Regions from separate parts of the Mus musculus genome. Here region 2 is linked to region 1. Evidence: chromatin loops called from intact Hi-C (ENCODE). Cell type or tissue: left cerebral cortex. All regions are shown on one strand.

The links. Hi-C counts contacts between places; a loop is a spot of excess contacts. Peaks named below come from ENCODE experiments on the same cell type or tissue, not always from the same donor. Only the 100,000 strongest peaks of a DNase experiment are listed, where the experiment ranks them.
Region 2: a loop joins it to region 1, with 2.4 times the contacts of the local background. A loop is called at or near these places in 2 of 42 quality-filtered maps.

Annotation. Positions count from the first base shown.
Region 1 is chr6:6,307,360-6,315,359 of GRCm38, reverse strand. Gm20619 (predicted gene 20619) reads right to left here. Exons shown (of 4, transcript NR_136905.1): 2 at 6-152. It overlaps Gm34749 (a long non-coding RNA gene), which reads left to right. Exons shown (of 3, transcript XR_868783.2): 3 at 2,561-2,815. Among named protein-coding and RNA genes, the nearest start is that of Gm34749, 12 kb to the left of the region's middle. In left cerebral cortex, no CTCF peak of the experiment used is centred here; DNase peaks (open chromatin) are centred at 1,991 and 3,034.
Region 2 is chr6:6,485,067-6,493,066 of GRCm38, reverse strand. No RefSeq gene overlaps it. Among named protein-coding and RNA genes, the nearest start is that of Gm52889, 76 kb to the left of the region's middle. In left cerebral cortex, no CTCF peak of the experiment used is centred here; a DNase peak (open chromatin) is centred at 4,728.

The DNA.
Region 1 (8,000 bases):
CTCACCTTCTTCTTACAGTGGAAAGTGAAGGCCCTCTTCTTCCAAGTGAGCAACAGGGATGGGTTAATAGAGCAGACAAGCTTTCCAAGTAGAATTTCTTCGTAACAGATGTTCCACATGAAGACTAGACTTTCCACATGGTTATATTCTCTCTGATTCATTAGGAAGTTGAGTACAATAAAATCAGAATTAAATCTTCATTAATTTAAAAATTAGGGCAATTAACGTTTTCATTGTCAATACACAAAGAACCTAGGAGGCTAATTATTAGTGTCAATAAAATTTTCAAGAGACTATTTTGATTCTCAGGAGAAAGCACTCATTTTAAAACACTTCAAAGTATCCACTCAAGTAAACAAAAGCCCATGCTAATTATAAAGACACATTTAGCTGTTTAAGTAGCTCATATATACATGTGTTCTTACCACAGCAGTTGAATTTTGTATCAAACTAATATGATGGCTTTAATATTCTTTCTTAATATGCACATATTCTCCCAAGAGAGTCCACCTTGACCTTACTGGGGAACAAAGGTTGTAAGGAAGAGGACTGGTGGATTACCTGTGTTTTCCTGAACCCACCCCCACCCCATGTCAATATGTTTAGCATAAATGACTAATTCAGAAATTACTTAAGCTGAAGAAGTGATAGGATTCCCTGGTCATGAACAAATATTAGTTTGAACAGAAAGTGTGATAATCTGAGGCTGCTAGCATTCATTGTCCTTCCCTTTCTTTGTTACACAGATGTGGCTGTAACACGCTCCTCTTGTGCATTCTTTAAGTCTTGCTGAACTCACTGGAGGTCCTCTAGAATTCTGTGCCCCTGGGGTGTTACAAATACTGTCTTCAAGTGAGATGGCTAGCTATTGTATATGTCTCCTCAAATGTGAGCTCTATGATCCCGCTATGTGTGATTCTCAGGCAAGTTCCCTCTCATTGGCAGGAAACATGATCATTGTCACATGCAAACACAAATTCTTACATCTACTGATCCTAAGGAAGAGATGTACTTCTCCCAGTGTTTTTAAGCAAATTCCACAGGAGTCTTCTGCTTAACTCATTTGCATGGTCCAGCTGGATAAGTCACTATTAAGGGTCATCCTTAATGACCTAACTGACCATACTGTGGACAAGGCAGACACAGCTCCAAACAATGGAGACCACATGGAACAGATAAAGGATGGCGTCTTCAAAAATGAGTTGCAGGAAACAAAACGACATGTGCTTGACTACTGTACCCCATCCCATCCTTAGAATCCTTACAATTCCCTGAGCACTTGACACTTTTATATGATCAGTGTTTTCTGGGTGACCTCAGCCTTGGAGTCTCTGACATCCCCCCCAACCCCCGCCACCTGGGGATGGTTACACTCAAAGTTTCTGCATGTATTTTCTCAGTAACCACCTCGCTCGCTATAGTTTTTGCCTTTGTTTTCATGTCTGTCCTTTGACAGTGAGCAGGTGCTGAGAACAGTAAATATTCCCCAAAGAAATGGGTGTGTGGTTATTTCACTTTCAAAGATCATGCGACTATTTACAGAGCCAAAATTAGAATGCTGTTCCCTTGCCTATGTTTCAAAGCCTTCATAGTATTATCCTCAGACAAGATACTTGTGAAGAAAGGCTGTGACATTTCACATTTATTGCAGTTAAAGCCTTAGCTTGTGGATTAATATAGAAATAAAAAAAACAAAACAAAACAAAACAAAACAATTCTCCACGGAATAAATAGAGAAATCTCAGAATGTTCTACAAGTAAATTGTATCATTGAAGTCGTGATAACTCAGGGAACTTTTCTATTTTGAAGTCAGTATACTGGGTAAACATGGATTATTTAATGGATAGTGAATAGGAGCCTGCCCCCCCCAAAGATGAGGAAAAGAGTGTGGGGGTGCCTAAGACACATCGCCGTCTTACGAGAGGAGATGGTCAAAAAGGAGAGTTACACTGTGCAGCCCACATGAGTTCTAACATGGATAAGTTCTGTCACTTTATGTTCCAAACACCCACTGGTTTCATTCTTATTCCGGAAACCTTATTACTGTAACTTGTAAAATTCTCACATCTTTTTAAATCTTTTCTTCTTCTACGTCAGTTTTTCCAAATTTCTGCCTTAGGCTGTTGTTGAACCATGTCTAGCTAAAATAACCTTCCCTCGGCTGTCTAATCTCCCTATAGTCTAATCTCCCTGATCCCTTTAGTCTCTGTTCAAGTACCTTCCTGCCTAAAGACATGTTCCTGTCCAGATTGGGCTATTCTCCTCTAGGCATCTAACCCTGTACCTTGCTTCATTTCTTAAGCACTTATTATTAACTAGTATAGTATAAATTTGTTTCACACACATACACACACACACACACACATTATAAGATATAAGTAAGTTCGCAATTATGAAACCCCAACAGAAATTTGCTGTTTTATTCATATTCAGAGCACAGTTGCTGAATGAGTTAATGAGTGGATGAGAGTATATACAGCCTACAGACTTCAGTGAAAATATACTGAACCCAATGACATGACTATAACTAATTTTTCTCTTATATTTCTCCAATAACAGCTCTTACTGTGAGATGAATCCTGCCTGGTGTTTAGTCTAGTACTGAGGCTGCTGAACTGGATGCTGTAACGGATACAAATGGATAAAAGGAGATTGATACTTTAAGGAGACTTTGGTTTAATAGGATATAGAAAATATACACTTGGTCACCCAAATGGGATCAAATGGGCTTTTGAAGATACAGCAGGCCATCAAAGCCAGAAGAAAGAGAATTTTTCTGGGAAGGTCAAAGAAGACTTGGAAAATACACTGGAGTTTAACTTAGGTGTTAAAGACAAGGAAAAGACAGTTGGCACAGACAAGACTAAGACAGTGAAACCATGAGACCATAAGAGAGTTTCTAACCTTGCTCTACAACAATAGGAAAACAGAATAAAAACAGAATGAACAACTGAGATCAAGGAAACCAGTGAATGTGCTCTGTAGCTGGACTGGGTAGGGGAGGGCTGTAAGCCTGTGCTGACATCCACCCTGAGTCTCAGGAGCAGAACTAGCCTATTAGAGAAATTGAGATCTCAATCCCTCAATCTCGGAATTCTAGCAAATAGCAAACATAATAGCTGAGAGATACCAGAAGTTCCTTTACAGACTGCCACCATAAAGTTAATGCTACAATGAAGTGGGTTGCATAAGTTATAGCCTTGGTAACTGTAGAGTCCTCTCAAAAGTCTGTCTGCCTCTGCTTTGTTAATAAAGCCAAGGTGATATTCTAAATCTTTTATTATCATTTCATCAATGTACACAGCACCTTCAGCAGGTATATATCCCAGCTCAAGATGCCATTTTCCTTTTTCCTGTAAAAGGTCAAATCCATATTTACTTCCACATAAAATAACAAGGCACTAAGCTGAGATGCGTCAATAATACAAGTGATGCCTGCTTCTTGAAAACAAAACAATTACAATAAGTCAATCCAGAATGAAGCAAACACATACAAATCCAGCAAACGTTACCTCTGTTATGTATATTGTTGTCTGAAGGGAAGAAAAAAAACATAGCACAGTGCTCCAATAGTTAATACCTAGGGACAAGACAAGAACAACAAAAACAGCACACATATTTTGAAGTACAAAAGGCCACGTTAAGAATTGACTTTTAAAAAAAAGTATTCATAATTGTAGTTGGTAAGGAAAGATTGGAAAGCCGTCCAAATTTTACTCAATTTTGCCTCAATAGCTACTGGTGTGCAAGACAAATGCTTTATTTGTAAGAAGTGATGCTCCCTCCATTCCAGTTTTATCATACACAGAAGCAATTCGGCATCTCTTCAGGCATCACTTCTAGTTCTGTTGCTATTCTCACCACCTCTCCAGTCACTTCTACACTAATGTCTTCATTTCGTCTCCATCATCCATGAAGGGTTGAATTGACTTCTTCCAAACCCTTTTTAGTGTAAATATTTTGACCTCTTCTGATGAAACACACACACACACACAAGCCTTTGACAGCACCTAGCACTCTTTCCAGAGGTGTTCAATTTCCTTCCCCCAGGTCTGTCAGCAGGATCACTGTCTACACTGAGATGCGTGTCTTAAATACAACGACTTGAAAGGCTGAGTTTCTCCATGAGCGGGAGTTGTATTAGAGACATGGCAGCATCCATGTCACTGTACGTTTTCAGCTCTCGGGTGACCAACCACGTGCAGAGAATCCTTTTTCTGAGCAGTGGGTCTCAGTAGAGGGGTTAAAATCTTCAGTCAGCCCTGCAAGCAGCTGGATAGACTTTGCTGTTCATATGTAGACAACAAGAGGAGTGGGCACAGTATTATTGTCAAGGGCCCCCAGGGTTTTCAGAATGGAAGATCAGGGGCTTCAACTCAAAGTCATTAACCTCTACAAGAGCCATCTAGTCCTTTGAGACTTGGAAAGCAGGCATTGACGATCTTCGTATGAAAGCCCTAGATGGTGTCTTCTTCCAGCGGAAGGTTGTTTTGTCCACACCAAAAACGTGGTGATTGTTTTGTTTAGCCCAGCTACCTTCCCTTTGATCTTGGCTAGATCTTCCAGAAACACATCAGTTCTAAATCATCTCTCACGGTTTTCTCCCTACCCCCACACTTTTGTGTTATCAAGATGGCTTTCTTCCCTAAAACTTCTCAACCAGTTTATGTTACCAGTATATTTTCCTTCTGCAGATTCCTCACTTTTTACAGATTTTGGAAGTGGAACTAGATAGGGTGTTGTTCTGCATTAGGTGTTGACTCATGAGAATACTATGGTGGCTCCCTTCCAGTCTACTGACACTTTCCACCTCAGCAGTCAGGCTGGTTTGCACTCTTTCCATTCGTGTATAAACTAGAGTCAAACTCTCTTCCTTGCATGGACACTTAGAGGCTACATCAGGGTTAATTGATTGAATGCCAATATTATGAGTAATCCTGAAAAAGTTTGAAATGTTGCAAGACCTGCCAAGTATGGGGAACCAAAGAAGCCTTGAGTGGGTGTGCAAAGAAGTCCTGAGCGGATGTGTATGTTGACATAGGCGGAGCCATCCATGTCAAGGACCCTGATGCCTCAGGTCTATAAGGAGCAGCAAAGCTTTACCCTAGTTAGGCTCAGGGAATTAGCAAAACATTCCTCTGCTCTGGGTACAAATGTGAGCAGTGTGCCAGTATGATCTTTTGCCAGTGACTGGCCAGAGTGTTCAAGAATTAACAACTGCAGCTTCTTCTCCTGAATGACTGCAGGCTGAGAATGCTCCCTGACAAAGATCTCCAGCTAACGCTAGCTCTTCCTCCCTGTGCCACACATACCAAATGATCTGAGGTTCCGGGTTTTTACATAGTTGGTGTACCTTCAACAAGCCAAGCACAGCCCACCTGATTCCTGATTTGCTGCTTGTGTACCTGGTCTTTCTTCATTCCCTCACCACCCCAGTCAGGTTTCAAGAAACAAACCACATGTGGGGGGGTATGACACAGATACATATGAACACTGCTTCTGGGGAAAACAACCCCCCATTTATTTGTTCATACCAGAGTTACCACAAACCTTCAATGTATACCCCCAAATGCAATATCATGCCTCCCAGATGCTATATAATGAAGCATAATCAAAATGAAGTATGACTGCATTTGAAAGCACTACAGCATATTGTATTCTATCAATACTATTTTCTTTTTATCATTTATAATGTATTATCTAGTCATGGAAGCAATCTGAACAGTAGAATGTCACACTCGGAGTTTTTGATTATTGCCAAATTATCTGAGAGCTCTGGCGTAGTTGAATTTTCCCTTTAGTGGGGACTTGTGAAATGCCAAACTCAATTCTCAGTCCCCATATGTCTATCACATGTATGATAACAACATTAATCTCTTCTTTATATATCTTCCACAAGATGGGACAACAGATTCAACCCACTTCCTTCTTGGATGTGATCCATAAGCTGAGAATGCCATTTTTTTATGTCTGTAAGATGACATGTGGAAATTATGAAATTTTAGTGCACATTCATAAGATAATATTAAACCACTGCCACCATCGTCCTCTCTTGTATTGTCTGTGGTACCTGTCATTCTGAAGGATCAAAGTGAAGTACAGAGATCATGTAACCTACAAAGCCATGCATTCCACTGTCTACCCCATGCATCTCACCATCTACCCCTTTACAGGCAATGCAGTTGGCTCCCGGCGTACTGAATTACACTAACCGTCTAGATAGGGAGTCTCTCATAGCCCCCAGCTTGGTGATTTCAATGTTCAAAAGAGTTGCTGAATGTCTCTTGCATTTAACAGCACTGTAAAACTTTTAGTATTCAAATGTATGCCACAAAATTCCTGCTTCTATATGCTAATAAATTTGAAAGCACTAATTTCCTTATATTTTTACAAAGCTTGACACTTACAGGTTTGATATTTAGCATATGAATTCTACAAAAGATTTTTTTAAACAAGAACTCTGTGCCGCAATGAAAATTTATCATACCCAAAAAGAGAAGTAATTTTGTAGTCTTTAAAAAAATATGAAATCGATGTTCATGTTGAAATCTTGAAAATTACACTAATGTACCATTCAAGCTTTAAATGTCAGTACATAAAACTGTTAGTTTTCTGCTGCAAAAATAAATTAAAGACTAAAAAGTTCCAATCCCTGGTGTTGCATCCCCTGAGGATAAATTCAGAACTCGTGTAACAGTAGACTTTAAAAACTTTTAAATTTGATATTCATTTTATTAAGACAAACAGAATCCGACGATGTATCTTACAAAGTGCATTACTGTGTATTTTGCTGAATGTAGGCAAGTGTGTAAACAGTGATTATGACGAAAGTGGATGTAGTGGAAGGAGATGGGGACTGGGCTCTGAGCTAAGTCCAACAATCTTCATGGCAGTGTGAATTCTACACTATATCATGGATATTAAATGTAAATAGGTTCTACAGGAAGACTGTAGGACAACGTTTTAAGAGCATATTAGAGTCTCACAAAATATTTTTTCCTCCATCCTCTTTCCTAAAATTTCTTTTATTTTTTTTGGCTCTTGCAATTAAAACTTTGGGCCCACAAAATCAGGTGCTACACTCTGGAGACATTCCTGCATCCTCTTCTCTTTTGTTTTACAGCAGACGTCACCATTTTTCCCCCCTGGCAGAAGATGTATCCTAAACTCTAGGACCAAGACAGTACTGATTTTCCAGAGTTGAATGAGTTATGCAGCTCATGCCCTGAGTCAACATATAAAAAATGTCCCCAGATCCAAGGCACATCTTGAATGGTGGAATTGGACATAACTCAGGCAGAAACGGGGCGATCACCCTTCTAAAGGAGCAGAGACTGTTGCATTCAGGAGATTCAGGGAGATTGGGCATAAACATGGAGGCCCTTCCAGAAAGAACTGGATGAGAAAGGGTCTGGGCTCTCCTTCATGTAGGGACTTGTCTGGGAAGGCCCCAGTCCAAAAAACACACTGAAGAAAATGTGGGCAGAGACGCAAATGACAGATTGGAGCCCGTCTCATGACACTGAAGCCTAGAGCCCTCAGAGCTTGGCTTCCAGAACCACAACAGACTCCAACAGACTTTCCACAGAGAAGGGAGGAAGTTGCTAGAACAAACACTGTCCTGAAACTTGCCCCAAAGCTGAACCTCATCAAACCCCAATGTTTTTCTGAGGTTAGAAAAAAAATCCTGGCTTAGCATTTTTAGGACAATATCTATTTGCCTTTTGTCTCCCACTTGCAGCCAGAAGTGGAAGTTCTAAAAACCCATTAAAAATTCTGGGTTTTATTTATTTCTTTACTATATTCTTTGCCTGTCCAAAACCAGTGAATGCTGGAATGGTTCAAGTTCATTCTCCTGAGATATCCAGATCAAAGTCCTTCAGAACTGCCTTGGCTAAGCATCTAGATTTTTCCATTCTTACCCAAACCAAGGCTTCAATCCCTTGCAATTTGCTCTCAAATGCATTCACGTTCTCAAGAGTCCTGGGGCACTGCACAA
Region 2 (8,000 bases), 180 kb before region 1:
TTGTCCCTGTGCCCTTTAGTGTGTCTAACTAAGGGTTTATCTATCTTGTTGATTTTCTCAAAGAACCAACTCCTCGTTTGGTTAATTCTTTGAATAGTTCTTCTTGTTTCCACTTGGTTGATTTCACCCCTGAGTTTGATTATTTCCTGCCATCTACTCCTCTTGGGTGAATTTGCTTCCTTTTTTTCTAGGGCTTTTAGATGTGTTGTCAAGCTGCTAGTATGTGCTGTCTCCCGTTTCTTCTTGGAGGCACTCAGAGCTATGAGTTTCCCTCTTAGAAATGCTTTCATTGTGTCCCATAGGTTTGGGTACGTTGTGGCTTCATTTTCATTAAACTCTAAAAAGTCTTTAATTTCTTTCTTTATTCCTTCCTTGACCAAGGTATCATTGAGAAGAGTGTTATTCAGTTTCCACGTGAATGTTGGCTTTCCATTATTTATGTTGTTATTGAAGATCAGTCTTAGGCCATGGTGGTCTGATAGGATACATGGGACAATTTCTATATTTTTGTATCTATTGAGGCCTGTTTTGTGACCAATTATATGGTCAGTTTTGGAGAAGGTCCCGTGAGGTGCTGAGAAGAAGGTATATCCTTTTGTTTTAGGATAAATTGTTCTGTAGATATCTGTCAGGTCCATTTGTTTCATAACTTCTGTTAGTTTCACTGTGTCCCTGTTTAGTTTCTGTTTCCACGATCTGTCCTTTGAAGAAAGTGGTGTGTTGAAGTCTCCCACTATTATTGTGTGAGGTGCAATGTATGCTTTGAGCTTTACTAAAGTGTCTCTAATGAATGTGGCTGCCCTTGCATTTGGTGCGTAGATATTCAGAATTGAGAGTTCCTCTTGGAGGATTTTACCTTTGATGAGTATGAAGTGTCCCTCCTTGTCTTTTTTGATAACTTTGGGTTGGAAGTCGATTTTATCCGATATTAAAATGGCTACTCCAGCTTGTTTCTTCAGTCAATTTGCTTGGAAAATTGTTTTCCAGCCTTTCACTCTGAGGTAGTGTCTGTCTTTTTCCCTGAGATGGGTTTCCTGTAAGCAGCAGAATGTTGGGTCCTGTTTGTGTAGCCAGTCTGTTAGTCTATGCCTTTTTATTGGGGAATTGAGTCCATTGATATTGAGAGATATTAAGGAAAAGTAATTGTTGCTTCCTTTTATTTTTGTTGTTAGAGTTGGCATTCTGTTCTTGTGGCTGTCTTCTTTTTGGTTTGTTGAATGATTACTTTCTTGGTTGTTGTAGGGCGTGATTTCCGTCCTTGTATTGCTTCTTTTCTGTTATTATCCTTTGAAGGGCTGGATTCGTGGAAAGATATTGTGTGAATTTGTTTTTGTCGTGGAATACTTTGGTTTCTCCATCTATGGTAATTGAGAGTTTGGCCGGGTATAGTAGCCTGGGCTGGCATTTGTGTTCTCTTAGTGTCTGTATAACATCTGTCCAGGCTCTTCTGGCTTTCCTAGTCTCTGGTGAAAAGTCTGGTGTAATTCTGATAGGCCTTCCTTTATATGTTACTTGACCTTTCTCCCTTACTGCTTTTAATATTCTATCTTTATTTAGTGCATTTGTTGTTCTGATTATTATGTGTCGGGAGGAATTTCTTTTCTGGTCCAGTCTATTTGGAGTCCTGCAGGCTTCTTGTATGATCATGGGCATCTCTTTTTTTATGTTTGGGAAGTTTTCTTCTATTATTTTGTTGAAGATATTAGCTGGCCCTTTAAGTTGAAAATCTTCATTCTCATCAATTCCTATTATCCGTAGGTTTGGTCTTCTCATTGTGTCCTGGATTACCTGGATGTTTTGAGTTAGGATCCTTTTGCATTTTGTATTTTCTTTGACTGTTGTGTCGATGTTCTCTATGGAATCTTCTGTACCTGAGATTCTCTCTTCCATTTCTTGTATTCTGTTGCTGATGCTCGCATCTATGGTTCCAGATCTCTTTCCTAGGGTTTCTATCTCCAACGTTGCCTCGCTTTGGGTTTTCTTTATTGTGTCTACTTCCCCTTTTAGTTCTAGTATGGTTTTGTTCATTTCCATCACCTGTTTGGATGTGTTTTCCTGTTTTTCTTTAATGATTTCTACCTGTTTGGCTGTGTTTTCCTGCTTTTCTTTAAGGGCCTGTAACTCTTTAGCAGTGCTCTCCTGTAATTCTTTAAGTGACTTATGAAAGTCCTTCTTGATGTCCTCTATCATCATCATGAGAAATGTTTTTAAATCTGGGTCTAGATTTTCGGTTGTGTTGGGGTGCCCAGGACTAGGTGGGGTGGGAGTGCTGCGTTCTGATGATGGTGAGTGGTCTTGATTTCTCTTAGTAGGATTCTTACATTTGCCTTTCGCCATCTGGTAATCTCTGAAGCTAGCTGTTTTAGTTGTCACTGTTAAGAGCTTGTTCTTCAGGTGACTCTGTTAGCCTCTATAAGCAGACCTGGAGGGTAGCACTCTCCTTAGTTTGAGTGGGCAGAGTATTCTCTGCAGGCAAGCTCTCTTCTTGCAGGGCAGGTACCCAGATATCTGGTGTTCGAACCAGACTCCTGGCAGAAGTTGTGTTCCACTCACTAGAGGTCTTAGGATCTCGTGTGGAATCCTGTGTGGGCCCTTGCGGGTGTCAGGCGACTCCGCTGGCAAGGTAGCCCGGGGCTCGAGTGTAGCGGAAGGGGTTTGTGCCCCAGATCAAGCCCGGGTAGCCTGCTTCCCTATGTACCGCAGTCTCAGGTTCTGCGCGATTGGATTGGGGCAGGTGCTGTGTTCCACTCACCAGAGGTCTTAGGATCCCGTGGGGAGTCCCGTGTGGGCCCTTGCGGGTGTTGGGCAAGACTCTGCTGGCAAGGTAGCCCGGGGCTCGAGTCGAGTGGAAGGGACTTGTGCCCCAGATCAGGCCCGGGTAGCCTGCTTCCCTATGTACAGCAGTCTCAGGTTCCGCGCGATTGGATTGGGGCAGGTGCTGTGTTCCACTCACCACAGGTCTTAGGATCCCGTGGGGAGTCCCGTGTGGGCCCTTGCGGGTGTTGGGCAAGACTCTGCTGGCAAGGTAGCCCGGGGCTCGAGTCGAGTGGAAGGGAGAAAATGCACTTCTTGTTCCTCTCAGACTATTGAGCTGTGTATTCCCAAACTTTTATAATCTTCATTTGTAATCTGAAACTAACTACAAGTCTGGTATCAGGGTTTATAAAATATGTTCATGTGTGTGTGTGTCCTGCCCTGCATTTTGGTTATCAAGACAAGGTTTCTCTGAGTAGCCCAGGCTGTCTATTGACCAGGTTGGCCTGAAACTCACAGAAATCCTCCTGCCTCTGCTTCCTGAGTGCTGGGATTAGAGATGAGCACCAATACTGCCTGGCTGTTCTCTCTTATCTTTGCTAGAAAGTCTTGGTTTTATGCTTGCTGTTACTTTTATTGGATTTTATTTTTATATCTATAGATGGTGGGTTTAACCCTATATTCCATTTAACTTCAGGGTCTTGAGTTCTTAGCTAAGCATAACGAGGAGTCCAGTTTTCCATCATTTCAAGTCCTCAGACGATATGCTTCTGTAGAAGATGATGGGCATACTGTAGGCAGCTTGGTCGGTACCTTCTCAACCAGGTGAGTATGGGCAACCTGCTGCTGCTGCAGATGTTGCTGCTGCTTCCTCCTCCTCCTCCTCCTCCTCCTCCTCCTCCTCCTCCTCCTTCTCCTCCTCCCCCTTCCTCCTCCTCCTCCTTCTCCTCCTCCTCCTTTTCCTCCTCCTCTTTTCCTCTTCCTCCTACTTTTCTCTCTTTCTCTCCCTCCCATCCTCCCTCCCTCCCTTCTCTCCCTCCCTCTCTTCCTTCCCCTCACTCTCTTTCTCTCTTCCTTTTTCTCCTTTCCTCTTTCCTCTCCCTGTCCCCCTGACCCTTGTTTGCTTCCTCCCTTCTTCCACTCTCCCTCTTTCTTTCCTACCTCCCTCTTTTTTTCTCTGAGATAGTGCACTGCCTGGGTCCTTCTTTAATTAAAGGGGAACTACCAGGAGTCAATCCTGGGCTGTGTCTTTATTGGAAAGTACTCTAGAAAGTCCTAACACTGAGCCATTAGCAACAGTTAATGTTAATCGAAGCCATTCAAGTCTCACTGTGACTTTGAGAAAAATCAATACTCTCTATATTGATGGTTCTCAAACTTCGGTGGTTACTATGAATTAGTCACACCAATTAGTAAACACAACAATTAAAGTATGGCCATGTTTAAGAACTGTCACTGTACCCCTCTGATTCGAAGTATGGTATCGCCCTGGAACTTGTTCAGACACCAGTTTTATGGCAAGCTCATCTGCAGTTGCCTTTGTCACATTAAAGTTTTATTGACACTCTTGAAACCTTGCAGTTTTCATCTTAAATGTTAGCATTTGCTATTTTATCTCTTATTTGAATTCTTTCAATTGTGATCAGAAAGCAGCAATGTAAAGGAGTAATTCTAAAACGTCATTTCCAAAAACTATCCAGGTCTTTCCAGGGAGGGGATGACTTGTGTGCCATCTTTAAATGTTTGTCACTCTTCTTTCTCTTCTGCCTGATCTTGCACATGTTTGGTGACTGCGGGAGAAAATGTGAGGGAGGCAAAAGCCTCATGTTCTTCATCTAAAAATGAAATGACACTCTGAATATGAAATATGAATTGCTTAGAGATGCTTTGACACTTTGCAGTGTGGGAGGAGAGGGTGGCAACCAGGGTGCTCCCTCAGAGCAGGTTAGCTCTGCTCTGTTGGAACAATGGTGTTCCCCGGGATGGCAAGATCATCCTGGCGCCTCCTCCGACTCTCCAGAAACAGCAACCTCCTCACAAGACAGAATATTTGTTCTTAAGAAAGAGTTTTAGTACAGAGAAGCCTGATAAATAGATTTCTACTTAGGGTGAGTCACAGCCACTTACCATTGAAGCAATTTTCTACATGTGATGGGTTTTTAGAATTTGCATTCACTCCTGCAGCACTGTGTCAGAGAAATGAGTGTTGAGCCACAGCTTGGTAAGCAATTGCCTGAAAGCTGTCTGTGCTTATTGCTCTTGTTCTAGAATTTTCCTGTCTCATCAGCCCCTGCCTCATTCTTTACTCTAAGCCCATCCTAAACTCTATGCAACTACATTATATTCTGCATGTCCTATGTACCTTATACATGCACATGTGAGAGAGCGCACACATGCACATGCATACACAGGCACACACACACACACACACACACACACACAGTGTGTGCAACTTACAGACTTCCTGGGTCCTCCTCCCATAGGTGTTTCTCTCATCTTATGGTAGGCTATTGGAGGGGCAGCTTCTACAAGACTCATCAAATAGGCACAGCCACAGGAATGTAGTCAATATTTGGGGAGTATTTTGATGTGATGTGAGTGGAACTTAATATGCAAAATTTCATCTAATTCTCAAAAAACAAATGAATCTTTTCCCCCCAGAGCCAAATATCAGCTCAAACATTGTCCCCAGTGTCCATACTTTGCCCTCTTAGAAAATCAAAAGCCCTGTAAATGAGGGTCTCTTGATAAAATGAAGGAATTTAATGTGGTTCATAATAAAGATTTTAAGCAAAAAAATAATTTATCATGGTACACTGAACTTCCTCACACTTACCTACTAACTAGTATCTTCAATCAATAGTTTTTATATTTTTCATCTATATTTATTTTGTTGAGACACCTTCAAGTAAATTTCAGATGTCCTAATGTCAGACACTATTGCATTTCTAGAGAAGGCTAAGTGGTGATCTCAAAAAGGCACTTGTGCATTCTAAGTCCCTGAACCTGTGAACCTTTCTTAAGAGATGGAATGCTACCTTATTTGAAGTCTTTACCAGTATAATTACCTCAAAGATATGGAGATGAAGAAATCATCATGGATTATCTATGTAGGCCCTGCATCCAATAGCAAGTCTCTTTGCAGGAGGAATGTAGAGCAAGGTTTAACATACACAGAAGGCAAGGGGACAGTGTGAAAATAGAAGCCATATATGGGGGCTATCAGACACAAGCCAAGGGTTATGTGGAGGCAGCAGAAGTTGGGCCAAGCAAGGGCATATTCTCTTTCAGAGGCGCAGGAAGGGACACCATCCAACACCTTGATTTTATGTGCATGCTCCTAGAACTGAGAAACAATGAATGGATGGATTTTTGCTGTTTTGCACCAGGCTTCTTAGAATTTGCTACAGCATCCCTGGGAACTAGTACCACCTGCTATAATCCAGTGTGCATCATAAATAAGGATATTCTTCTACATAAGTACAGTACAGTGATCACATATAAGAAAACTGACTCTAGTGACCTGATTTTGCTAATACCTTGGTGTTAATGCTCCCCAGAAGTCGCCTCAGAATGTTTTTTATGCGATCTATTAAAGAATAATATACCACATTTGGTTATTATTCCTTGTAAGTATTTTTTTCCTCTAGAAAAATGTACCCTTTATCCTTTCCACCCTGTTTCCATGGCACTGACAAATTTCTCACATTATAGAAGTACCCCTTGGATAGAATGAGAGGCTGTTGCAAGTGGTGGTTCTGCTGAGAGGTTTCCAAAGCTCACTGAGTCCTGTACCACTTCTAACAGTCTCCCAGAGGGAAGGGCTAATGGGAGGCTGTGACAAAGGGGAGACATGTCTCTCCACTGGCTGACATTTTTGGGGGGTTTCTTCTCTCTTCTTACTGGGGAAGGTAACTAAGGTTCAGTACCTACTAGAGGGGAGGTAGAATAAACAACTATCCCACTGAAACCGTGGTTCTACACACACACAAACACATACATGGTTATGATGATATGATGTCTGTAGGCTGGAGACCCAAGGAAGATAGTGGTATGGCTCATTCTGAAATGGGAGGCCTGAGAAGCAGAAGGGCTGGTGCTATAAATCACAGGCAAAGAGTAGCAGAAGATCAGAATGCAGCTGAACTGAGAGAGTTCCCCATTTCTTGTCTAATGTTCTATTTATCCCTTCAGTGGAGAGAGTGACACCTACTCACAGTCAAGGAAGGCGGTCTACTTCACTGAATCCATCAGCTCAGACTTTGAGCCTATTCTAAAGCATCTTCATAGACATACTCAGAAATAATGTTTAGCAGGATATTTGGATACCTTGTCATCCAGTCAAGTTGAGGCATTAAATTGACCATCATGTATGTTGTAATTGGCACTGACCCCAAAGTCCTTGTATTCCATGCAGGCCTCACTGAGACAGGAATATCACCTTTTGGCGGTTGCAAGCTGGTACAACCACTCTGGAAATCAGTCTGGCAGTTCCTCAGATGACTGGACATAGCACTACCTGAAGACCCAGCAATACCACTCCTGGGCATATACCCAGAAAATGATCCAACATGTAATAAGGACACATGCTCAACTATGTTCATAGCAGCCTTATCTATAATAGCCAGAAGCTGGAAAGAACCCAGATGTCCCTCAACAGAGGAATGGATACAGAAAATGTAGTACATTTACACAATGGAATACTACTCAGATATTAAAAACAATGAATTCATGAAATTCTTAGGCAAATGGATGTAACTATAAAATATCATCCTGAGTGAGGTAACCCAGTCACAAAAGAACACACATGGTATGCACTTACTCATAAGTGGATATTAGCCCAGAAGCTCAGAATACCCAAGATATAATTCATATACCACATGAAGCTCAAAAGGAAGGAATACCAAAGTGTGGGTACTTCGATCCTTCTTACAAGGAGGAACAAAATACCCATGGAAGGAGTTACAGAGACAAAGTGTAGAGTAGAGACTGAAGGAAAGGCCAAACAGAGACTGCCCCACCTGGGGATCCATCCCATATACAGTCACCAAACCCAGACACTATTGTGGATGCCAATAAATGTTTGCTGACAGAAGCCTGATATAGCTGTCTCCTAAGAGGCTCTACCAGTGCCTGACAAATACAGAGGTGGATGCTCTCAGCCAATCATTAGCCTGAGTACAGAGTTCCCAGTAGAGTAGCTGGAGTAAGGACAGAAGGGGCCACATAGAAGGAACAACAATATG